2 separate regions of the Homo sapiens genome follow, and region 2 is linked to region 1. Evidence: chromatin loops called from intact Hi-C (ENCODE). Cell type or tissue: PC-9. All regions are shown on one strand. Each heading gives the region's core, and the rest is flanking DNA. Links, peaks and the distances in the headings are about the cores only. Region 1 holds the start of SPTSSB (serine palmitoyltransferase small subunit B). Region 2 overlaps LOC112268450 (a long non-coding RNA gene).

The links. A loop is a pair of places that touch in the nucleus more often than their neighbours do. Peaks named below come from ENCODE experiments on the same cell type or tissue, not always from the same donor. Only the 100,000 strongest peaks of a DNase experiment are listed, where the experiment ranks them.
Region 2: it touches region 1 in a loop (5-fold over the local background); 3 of 110 quality-filtered maps call a loop at or near these places.

The regions. Positions count from the first base shown.
Region 1 is chr3:161,370,803-161,373,302 of GRCh38, forward strand. It overlaps SPTSSB (serine palmitoyltransferase small subunit B), which reads right to left and starts at 715. Exons shown (of 3, transcript NM_001040100.2): 1 at 633-715. RefSeq lists enhancers at 188-742, 743-1,297. In PC-9, for the core only: CTCF peaks have their summits at 1,104 and 1,307; a DNase peak (open chromatin) is centred at 919; H3K4me3 peaks cover 2,326 bases.
Region 2 is chr3:161,290,033-161,299,512 of GRCh38, forward strand. LOC112268450 (a long non-coding RNA gene) reads left to right here. Exons shown (of 2, transcript XR_002959658.2): 1 at 1-7,669. Among named protein-coding and RNA genes, the nearest start is that of NMD3, 73 kb to the left of the region's middle. In PC-9, for the core only: no CTCF peak of the experiment used is centred there; DNase peaks (open chromatin) are centred at 1,359 and 1,679; H3K27ac peaks cover 915 bases.

The sequences.
Region 1 (2,500 bases), core at 1-2,500:
TAAACATTTCCCCACCTTCTTCATCCCCATGGCAAAGTTAACTATTTAGCTAACTCTAGCTGGCTGTCTTTTGGTGAAGAAGTTTGGTTACTTATAAAGGATGACTTAAGTATCTTTGAGAAAATACATACTGCTTAATACTTACAAGAGAATGTTAAAATGTATTCCTTGTTGGAAATTCTTCACTTTTTGGCAGGTGACTTGTGTGTACTATTGCCTAAAGTACAGTAGTTTAAGTAGCTTATGGGCAGAGAGGGATTGTATAGGAGCACGGAACTAGGTAAAGATGAATATTTAAGAAGGAAACCAAGCACAACCCAATGATATTTTCCTGAGTCGTTAATGGACTACACGAAGGTAAATAGTGAAAATAGTAAAGAAATTTTCTCTTCTTTTAGTTTGGAAAGTTTCAGTGTTAAAGTTTGGCTTCTACTGAGTGAAACATCTTAGTTTCCCACATAGTGAAAGGTAAATGGAAAAATCCATCAATTCTGAAAATTGTAATGCAGTTAAATAATAAACTGATAAATTGCATTAAAGCTCAGTATTAATTTTTTCCTCCTATAGAGACAGGAATTCTATCCTACTAAAGCTACTTAACAGTTCAAGTAGGTATTTTGGAAGATGCTTACCTCCCAGTTGGGTGTATCTCCCTGCGGCTTAGGTGAGCGCCGAGGCTTTGGCTCCTCCCCAGCTGCTGCGAGCTTCCCACTGCGCCGGGCGCCTGGGAGCCTCCCGGAGTTAGGTGTTCGGCCCCGCCCTCAGGACTCTTGCTAAAACTCAAATTCTACCTGGCTAATTCCGGTGATTAATTATTGACAAAAGGAAAACACTCCTACGCAAACTTGTGTCCAACCGCACTGCTCCCAGCGACTCCTTCCAGAAGAGAATGCCTGCTGCAACACTCCCCTCCCCCCCTTGCTCTATGGTCCCAACTTCTCATACGCTGCCACTCTTAGTCCTGGGCGATCAGACTGGTCCTCGGAGGAATGCAGCCCAACGACTTCTACATTTTAAAATCTGGTTTTCTGCAGCTCGTTCGCAGTTCTCCAGGGACCAGCCTCTCGAGAGGGGGCGCTTTCCCGGTGCAGGGGAAGCCGGGGCTCCGAGAGCAACAGAGGCGGCTGAGGCGTCGCTGTCACCTCCGGCTGCTGCAGTAAAACCCCGAGCCGAGGCGGGGACGGGGAGGAGGGGATAGGGAGGCGCCCTCCCCCGCTCTGGGGCTGGGATCCCCGACTCTACTGAAGGGGCACGTCCTTTGGCGGTGGTAGAGGGGCGGGCGGATAAACAGGAGGTAGAAGGTGGGAGCTCTGGGGCTTTAGCCTAAGCTGCGTTAAAGCGCTCAGGGAAAGCCCGCGCCCAGCATCCATCGGGCTGCAGACTTTGGCAAGGGGGCGAAGAAGCCCGGGTGTAAGCGCAGCAGGACTGCGTCTGAAACTCGGCATCAGGCTGCTAAGTGAGCCCAGGGCTCGGGCTGGGGCAGCGGGCGGCCAAGCAAGCATCCCACCCCATTTATTTGTCAAAAACCGAAGAAAGCAAAGCCTTTTAGCACTGGCAGCTAATTTTGGTGCCTCTGAACGTGTGAAACGCCCCTCCCCGCCCCACTCGCATCCTGCCACCTTGCCCGCGGTAGCTAGGAGGTTAATCGTTAAAAAGGTGGACTCCCCCAGGGAAATAGATGAAAGGATCGTGCCCGGAGAACTTGTGTGTGCCCACTCACAAGTGCAGAGAATTAATCTCGGCCCGGACTGCGGCAGGAGGGCAAACTGGGGAAAGAAGGCTGGGAGGCGGCCCGGTGGTGCAGAGACGCGCGGCGCCTGCTCCCGCGGCTCCCGGGGCTGGCGTGCCCTGCGCTTACGCTCCGCGCTCGAATATCTTCCCCGGAGGGCTCGGGACCAGCGCGAGCACCTTCCCTGGAAGCCCACATCCATCACCCAGCGATCTCCTCTCCATCGAGAGCAGGGCTTGCTGAGAGTGGCGGAGGACCTTGAAGGCTCCCGGTTCTGTATCTCCGTGGCCGAGACGCTTTCTGCTCGAGGCCCAGGGGAGTCCGGGAGCGAAAGCCTCTTTTGATGAATGAGCATTTGGGCAGTATCTGCCCATCAGCCCCCACTGCCGAAGGAGGAGACACTGCACATGCTCGGCCAGGGCTGATTGTGTTAAAGCGCGAATTTTAGCTGCTGGCAGGTCTCTGCTCATCCTCACAACGCGCTTTCAGCGGGTTCCACACTGCCAGGGCTATTACGAAGAGGGAGGCTCACGTTATTGGGCGGTGGTGTCTCCATGCAGGAGGGAGGATGTCCCCAGAGGAAGCTAAAGGTAGATGGGGGCAGGGAAGGGAACCAATAGAAACAGAGCACCTGCTTGGGCCCGTGTTAGCCATTTTACGTAGTTATCATTTCCTTCTGCTCCCGTGTCTAAATAGCAGCAACCACTGCTAGTGTTATTTATTTCTTTATCACTTTATGTTGGTCACATTCCTTATCTTTTGGCTTCTCGC
Region 2 (9,480 bases), core at 1-2,500, 81 kb before region 1:
TTAATTCCCTCAAAAAACAGTATGATGGAGATAAAAGACAGACATTCTATTTCTAATTATTTCCACAAATTTATTGAGAACCTACTAACAGGTTAGACACTGGCATGACCTGAAGATGCAATTATGAATAAGACACACATAATGCTTGCCTTCAGGGAGCTTTCAGTCTTTTCTACTTTCATGTCTTGATTCCTCAATTCATTTTTGCTTTCCCTGATAAATCAAATGTTGCTTCAGGTGGTGGTGAGCCAAGTCGGACTATTCCTTCTTGCTTACCTGAGAGGTGAATGAACATCCAGGGGAAGGGGCTGCTGCTGCTGGTGGTAGGAGAAGCAGCAGGTGGCTTGGCAGAATTATGTCCTCCTTCTGACTGCACTCATGATGATTGTAGCATGCCCAGTTTCTTCAGTTCTCTCCAACAGGAACCACAGATGATCTCAGTGGTGGCCTTGTGCATCTTGCTAATCACAGGTTGGGTCTTGTGAGTGTAGGCTTGATCTCCTGGAGTAGGTACCCAGAATGGATAGAGCCAGGGGGCAACAGGAGGCCAAACCAAAAAAGCCAAGTCCATTTCAGATCCAATGGGATGAATAGTGAGGGGCAAATTTCTAAGTTTAGAGGTGATATTGGACAAGGATGAAGCTTGTTGTTGTAGGAGAAGCTGGAGATTAAGAGTTAGGTAGTTAGTGGATCCAAGAGTTTTGTGGTAAAAAGAACTGGGATGTCCAGAGCTCTCTGTTCTTGAATTTCTGGGATTACTTAAAGAGACAGGGCTATGGTCAGGCACGGTGGCTTGTGCCTGTAATCCCAGCACTTTGGAAGGCCGAGGTGGGAGAATCGCTTGTGCTCAGGAGTTCAAGCTCAGCCTGGGAAGCATAGCAAGACCTGGCCTCCACAAATAATTTACAAAATTAGCTGGGCATGATGGCATGCGCCTGTAGTTCCAGCTACTCAGAAGGCCGAGGCAGGAGGATTCCTTGAGCACTGGAGGTCAAGGCAGCAGTGGGCTAATACTGTGCCACTGCACTTCAGCCTGGGTGACAGAGCAAGACTCTGTCTAAAAGAAAAAAAATACAAGGCTAGGTCAGACAGTGGTGTGTAGTTCTGTGGGCACAAACAAAGAATCATAAAATGTAGTCCTTGCCCCTTAAGGAACCTATATTCTAGCTGTGAAAGAATAATCACACTTTTAAAAAAAGAATGGAGTAAGATGAGATTACATTTAATCAAAGACTAGAGTACTAGAGTACAGGTGTTTGTAGAAGAGGGTTGGGTCAATGTGAGCTAAAGGCTTGGGAAGGTCTTGTGTGCCTCAGGGCACAGGCAGGGTTCAGAGATCCTGGCTCATTCACAGCCAGCAATACATGTCATATAGTCACCTCCCATGCTAGAAACCGCAGTGAAGTCTGTGCCCAGGCTACAATTAATGTGAACAAAGCTAAGGACAACAGTAGAATGCTCAGAAGAATGCCATCTTGACCTCAGTCAATTCAACTTTCTCTTTCTGAATACTGTACGAAGAAATCTCAATTATCATGAAAATATTCCCGGCTCTCATAGTTGAGTATGGGAAAGCCAAGAGCTCCCCAAACCCTATTGTGTGGCAAGGAGTGGTGGACAAAAATGGTTGCCTCAGATGCAAGGTTGGCATTTTGCCACATTTGGATGGCACAGGTGGATAGGCCTTTGGGTCTGGGCAAATTTCCCAGCTCCACCTGGGGTCTGACTCACGCTGCCTGCCTGCAATGCCCTTTCTGTGGCATGTTTTCTGTTCTGCTAGATTACCTTTCACTGGTTGAAAAGACAACCTCTCATCACTGAGATTGAAATGTTTAAAAAGACGACATCTCACCACTGAGACTGCAGGCATGCATCTCTTGGTACTAGATGGAGCCCTGTGTCTCCTGGTGTCTCTCCTCAGAGCACACACCTCCCCCAGTTGTGCACATGTCATTCTTGCACTTGTGTTAGGAGGCATGGAATTTTGAGTTTCTTGAGGCATGAAGGAAGATGTGCTCATCAATAACTGTCTTCCCTGCCTTTGCTTTGCCAGTAGGAGAGAGCTGGATAATAAAACTTGTGATTTATTTGGACCAACTGCATTAGGAATTAACAGTGGTGATTTAATTCCAGTAATGCTTGACCTCTTCTTCTGCATTTTGTCTGTTTCTTCAAGCTGTGCCCCTGCTATAAGTGACTGATAATCACTAATTCTAAACTTGCTTAAAGAGTATAAAAGGGGCTGTGTGCAGTGGCTCATGCCTGTAATCCCAGCACTTCAGGAGGCTGAGATGGGTGGATCGAGACCAGCCTAACCAACGTAGTGAAACCCCGTCTCTTCTAAAAATACAAAATTAGCCTGGTGAGGTGGCGCATGCCTGTAATCCCAGCTACTTTGGAGGCTAAGGCAGGAGAATCGCTTGAACCTGGGAGGCGGAGGTTGCAGTACCGGAGATTGTGCCATTGCACTCCAGCCTGGGCAACAAGAGTAAAACTCCATCTCAAAAAAAAAAGAGTATAAAAGGGTACATGTCACCTGAAATCTCAATAGAATTTTATTTGTCACCACATAATTTTGTAAGACTTTCAAAATATTTCCTGAATTATTACCACATGATTGAAAAGTCCAGACAACTGGCTGGCTCATTTTTTGACTGACTGACTTACCTTTACAAGTGTTTTGAGGGGACCTTGCAATTGTAAAGTGATGAGTTTGTTGGTCAATTAATTAATTATTTTAACACGTTTATTGAGTATCTATTCTGTCATGCTCTGTTCTAGCTGTTGGGAATAGAGCAGTGTATAATACGGAAACCTGCCCTCGTTTAGGGGAGACAGATAAATAGAAAACAAAGGAAAGAAAGTAACTGGTGATTTGAGCATGAGAAGTACTGTGGAGAAAAATCAGGGAAGGGCATGTAGGCTGCTTGTTTGGGAAAGCAAGTAGGAAAAACATTTCAGTTTTGAATATTGTTGTATGGAAAGGCATTGCTGAGAAAATGACATTAGAGCTGTCAACCTAAATAACAGAGAGGCTTTCTAAGAGAAAATGGTATTTATTTGGGAAGAGAGCATTGCAATGGGAATATAACTGCCATGGTAAACTATGTGTGCATTCAGGAGATAAAGGCAGACATGGGTTTTTTAAGGGAAAAATGAGGAGGGTTACATAATTTTTTTTGCTTGTTTTTTGAGACAGAGTCTCACTCTTTTGCCCAGGCTGAAGTGCAATGGCCCAATCTATAAAGTAGTTATAACTACCTTATATCCTTTTAGAAATGGGGAGTGATGGATGAATACAAACACAATTTAAAAGAAACTGCAGTGTACTTAGTAGCCTGGAACTGGGAAGAAAGTAGCCATGGCTTTGGAAAAAGCCACCCTCCAGCTTGACCTTGCAAGATGAGGATTCCCATTTCTTCACTCTCCCTGCCGCAGCCTTTCTCCTCTTGCTTGTATTCAGGGTTCCCTCTGGAGCTGGGGGAGGAGGAAAGAAGCAGGATTCTCTGAATCCTCAGCCCTGACTACTGCAGCCCATGTGGCCACATAGCATGGTGGTTAGGAGCACGGACTGAGATCAGACAAACAGTTCATACCCTGACCACCTGGGGTCTGAGTTCTCAGCTCCATCTGTAAAATGAAGATAAAAAATAATAGCTACCTATTAAGAAGGAGGAGGATTAAGTAGGATAATGTCCACAGATAAAATGCATAGCACAGAGCTGATACATATAGACACTATGAATGTCTTGCCTGTTATTTTTATTATTTGACATTCTTTAATTTTGAAAAGACACACTGGACTTGATTAAGATCTGGCTCTTCATTGTCTCCAGTCAAATGTCCTGTGGCGACTCTCTGTGGTACTGACCCTTCACATCTTGGTTTGATATGGCTTACTGCAAATAAAACAAAACCAATATGAATAGTGAATAAATCCAACAACCACAGCCAGCTTTCCACTTCCTAAAAACCTCAGTAATGCTAAGGATGGGGCCACACAGAGATGCAAGGAAGAGAGGACAGTGAGGAGGGAGCTGCATCAGGAACTACCTGTACTTTGTAACCTCATCCCCCTCCTCCCAATACCTGTGAGCACTTCTTCAGGTTCTGTTAGTAGAAAATGATGTAGCCAAAGAGGATTGAAAAGTCCAATTAAATATATTTTACTTAATTGTGTTAGAATAAAAGAAAGGTTTTTTCAAAAAGCTCACGTGTTTGGTAATTTTTTTTTCACCATATAAACATGTTGAACCACTGACCTTTGTGCAGAGAGAGGGTACAGTGGAGGGAGTGTATGGCGGTGGACTCCCAGGTGCAGGCTGTATAAACTTTGGTCAAGTCTGAAGCTTCTACATCTGTAAAATGGGGAGAACATTTTCCTCACAAGGCTGTTGAGAGGATTGAGGCACGTGGTGTGTGGGAAGGGTCCTAGCCAGAATAGGTTTTTAATGATGTTAGTGTGATTTTTTTGAAGCCCTTTCTTCAATTTTTTCACTTTTTTTGCCACATCATTGGAACTGCTTAATTATTCAGGATTTTTATATCGAGTTTATGGATTATGGAAGCCCTTTGCTAATAGGTTTATCTCCTGATGACTTTTAAAACTGCAATATAACTGCATATCAGCATGTCAATTATGAGAAACAGCAAACAATTCAACATCGATACTGCTGAATGCCTTGGTAAAATGGTTTTTATAAAAAGGAGTTTGAAAGTATAGTTAAAATATAACTTCATGTTTTTAATGTTTATTTGACCTATGGACATAGTTTGCAAGTTGATAGTTTTTCTCACTTTTAAAGTTTTTTTTTCTGATTATGCACTTATCACAAAAATGTGAAGATCAGAATAAAATCACCCATAATCTTATTGCCAAGAAATAACCACTTGTAACTTAATTTTTTCCCTTTGATATGCATAGCTCTTTATATGACTTTTTCCACTTAAAAGTATATCTTAAGTATTTTCCCAAATTACTAACATTGAAATTGCTTTCATAATGGATGTACTGTGATCTACATAATTATTTTCCTAATTTAGACAATAAAGTTTGCCTAAGCTTCTTCACAAGAAATGCTTTTGAATGTGAGCTTTTGTCTGCATTTCTAATTAATACCTGAGCGTGAATTCCTAGGAGTAAAATTATTGGGACAATCTTATTTATTAATTGTGGTGTAACAAACCACCTTAAAACTTAGTGACTGAAAACAACACTAATAATTTATTTGCTCCCAATTTTGCAATTTGGGAAGGGCTCTTTGGGGACAATTTGTCTCTGTTCCACATAATGTTAGCTGAGGTGACTTCACTGGGGCTGGAGACCCACTTCCAAGATAGCTCACTGATACAGCTGACAAACTGATGCTGGTTGGTGGCTGGAGGCATTGAGTGCCCTCCAGATGGACTTCTCTACTGGGTTCCAGGAGAGAGGAAGTGGAAGCTGTTAGTTCTCTTAAAGGCTAGGCACAGAACTGGCAGAGTGCCTTCCACCATGCTCCATTGCTCAAAGTGGTCACAGGCCAAATTCCAGAGTGTGGTTAAAATAGGCCACACCTCTTTCCAGGGGATGGGTCAAAGAATTTGTGGCCATAATGAATTTACCACAAAGAGCATATTGTTGAAGGGTCTTTATGCATATTAGCAAATCACTTTCCAGAAAGGTTGTCTATCATTACACTCACCTACATTAAATATTAAAAATTTTAAAAATCTCTACTTATTCATTTGGTGAAATGTGGGATCTCATTGTTTTACTTTGAACTTACCTAGTGCACTTACACAGACTTGATAAAAATTTATATTTCTTCCTTTGTGTAAGAAAGAAATATAAATTTCATTTTTGGAGTCAATTTGTTTAAGTGTTAACAATCTTATAGAATTACAGGAGTTGTTTATATGTATTATTGACATTAAGAATGTGTCACAGTTGTAAGTATTCCTTTCAGTTTTCTTAATTAAAAATAAAAAACCTCTTCCTCTTAATTGAGAAAAAATTAGACAAAACAATTTCCTATTAAATTCACATGATCTTATGAGTCCGGCTGCCGTGCATTGATCTCAAAACAATGATATATGTTTTACATTTTAATAGAATCTTTTAAGTCAATTTCAGTTTTACTCATCTAACATGTCACCAGAAACCCAGAAATTAGTATGATTTATTAATTATCTTTATTTTGGAGGGACTGAATCCAGAAAGTTTGGATAAGTTTATCAGAATAAAAATGGAGGAACAAAAAACTGTGTCATCATCCCTTAATTTGCTCTTTGTACCTTAACTGGTGGGAAAGCCTCTAAACCTCCCTGAGCCTCACATTTTTAAACTGTAAAGTAGGGTAATAGCAGGGACACTGTGAGGCTTACAGAAGATATTTATGAGGGGCCTAACATGTAATGGTATGTAGTGGGCACCATCATTACTCACCTAAGTTCTCCGTTGTGAACCTAGGAAACGCCTTATTTCCAGAATATCAGAGTAAGTTCTACAGATGGCTTTCCAGGGGGGAATTTGGGTTGTATGAGTGCTGTTATCCAGCCCACCTCAGTTGGTGTCCATTAGTCGGTGGTAGTCGGCACCACATGGTGTGTTGCACAGGGATGCAAACTCGATGCCTTGCCCTAATGGCACATCACTAATGTCAGGCCACAGCTGGAGCAACTGTCTCTGGGATTGTATGATACACTCCTTGAGAATGACTCTTGAGGAGCTTCTTGGAAGAATTTGATGTCCAATCTTAATATTCTGAGAGTTCCATGCTAGTATTGTGACTAATTATACCTTATACCACTTGCGTGCCACTTGATAGTTTTCACAGGACTTTATGTGTTTTTGTCTTCTTTGATCTTCACAGCCATCCTGGGAGGCCAGCCATTCAGATATTATTTCCCTGTTTTACTCACGAGAAAGTCAAGGCTTGAATGGGTTATGACTTGCCTAAAGTTACAAAGTGAGGAAGTGCCAGTCCCAACACCAGATGGCTCCCACAGGCCCCATCCAGAGCATTTCTATTTGATTGTATGCTGCCTAACTCCCCACCGAGGACATAGTAACAGATGGCCCTGAAATGAGGAGGTCTACAGGATGGATTGTTTTTCTCTTTTGCATTAAAATGGGTTTGCAGAGTGTAGTAGCCAGTGTGGATTCTGGAGTCATCTGGAGTCATTGTCTGCATTTGGATGCTGGCTTTATCACTTAGCTCTGTACCCTTTCTTGCAAAAGGAACTCAGATAAAACAAATGTAACTTTCTGAAGTTTTAAGACCAGAAAGGTCAATTTCTATGTTTATTCAAAAGAAACTTAACCTCTCTATGCCTCAGATACTCCATCTGTAAAATGAGAATAACACTGGTAGCTAACTCATAGGACAGTTGGGGGATTACATTAGAACATCTATGCAAAACAAAAGCACAAGGCCCAGAACCATAGTAAACACTAACTAAAGCCTCAGTTCTTTCTTGGTATGATCTGTGAAACCTTCAAAATGTCTGTGCTACTGGCCTTTCACTATGCTTTGTACTTCAGGCATTGGCTTCAGGAAGGCTCTGTTAAAAGAGAACCATCCTCCATGAGACAAGACCTGTCCTTTCCATGGGAGAGGCAGTCATTGACAAGTGTCCTCCAACACATTTTCCCAGTTTATCATATTGGCACTGAAGGAACACTCAGGTAAGTATTAATTGCCTTGAGATTAAAAAAGGAATTCAGCCATTAACCACTCTTAACATTTTGTTGTATTCACTGCCCATTTTATATAACCACTTAAAACTGGAATCATATCGTGTAAAGATTTTTTGTCACTTGTTTTCTTTACTTCGTGTTTATATTATCTTTACATCTTCTTACTAATAAAAAAAACTTGCTTTCACAGTTGCATTGGATTCCATATGTGGAGTTACTATTATTTATTACCAATTTGGTATATGGGACAGTTAGTTTTATTTTCCTGTTGTAAGTAATGCTATAGTAAACATCCTTCTACACACATCTTTGAGATGTTCTGTCTTTATATCCTTAGAATAAATTTCTAGAAGTGTAATAACTAATTCAAAGAGTATATGCAGTTTGAGAAATATTGCTGAACTGCCTCTTAGAAAGTTTTAATTATTTACTACTCCCACCAACAGTATATGTCAGTATCAGGGAGCAATTCATTCCAGCCCTTCCACATTCTCTCATAACCAACTGTTCTTCCCACCCTTCATTCTAAATGTAGTCCTCTATGAAGCCTCTACTTTAGATCAGCCCTTGGTTCCAGCTACATTGTTTCATTTAGTGTCTCCTAAACATCCTCTGTGGGCACCCTCTCTAGGACTTTGCCTTTTTTTTTTATTTCTGGAAATGTCTTCTTCCTCTTATCTCTGCATCATAGATCCTTAATTCAAGTCCTAATTCATATGTAAACTTTCCTGATTGTCTGACTTAGTAAATTACCTCACCCCTGAAATCTCTCAACCCTACATTGTACTCTGTCTTCATCAGTCATTTGGTACTCATCACATGCTGCCTTATCTGTGAATTAGCTTTGTATGCATTCCTATATTGGTTTCTGAAGGACTTGTATAGAACAGAATTACACTTAAAAATTCTTTGTATTGGCTGGGTGCGGTGGCTCACACCTGTAATCCTGGCACTTTGGGAGGCCACCTGAGGTCAGGAGTTTGAGACCAGCCTGACCAACATGGAGAAACCCCATCTCTACTAAAAATACAAAATTAACCAGGTATGGTGGTACATGTCTGTAATCCCAGCCATTCAGGAGGCAGAGGCAGGAGAATCACTTGAACCCTGTTGGTGGAGGTTGTGGTGAGCTGAGATCACACCACTGCACTCCAGCCTGGGCAACAAGAGGGAAACTCCGTCTCAAAAAATAAAAAAATCCCTCGTATTGTTACTGAAATGCCAGGGGTTTGTTCTAGGTCCTACTGCTCACTGCACAGAAAGCTAGTCATTGAGACCATGAGTATTGCCAGGGAAGAAGGCTTAATCAGGTGCTGCAGCCGAGGTGATGGGAGATCAATCTCAAATCCATCACCTTGACCAACTAAAATCAGGGGTTTATATAACATGGAAGAAATGTAACTACATGCAGGAAAACATGAACTCAGGAGGCATAAAGAAGAGGAGTTGGTCAAGAGGCAGCAGGTGGTCAGTTAGGCAGTCATGATGAGTGAAGGGACTGGCTTCTCATTGTTTGGCTGTGTTGATCTGGTAAGTGTCAGTTCCTTGATACCATCTGGGAGGACTTATGGTTGGTTTCTTGTGAAAGGAACTCAGATAAGACAAATGTAACTTTCTGAAGTTTTAAGACCAGAGAGTCAATTTTTATGTTTATTCAAAAGAAACCATAAACATAAGTTCTGTGGGGACAGTTGGGCCGGTTTCAATATCACTCATAACATACATAAACGTGGCTTTGTGTATAACTACACTGTAATATATACGCATGTATAATGTGTATAATAGAACTCCAATGAGGG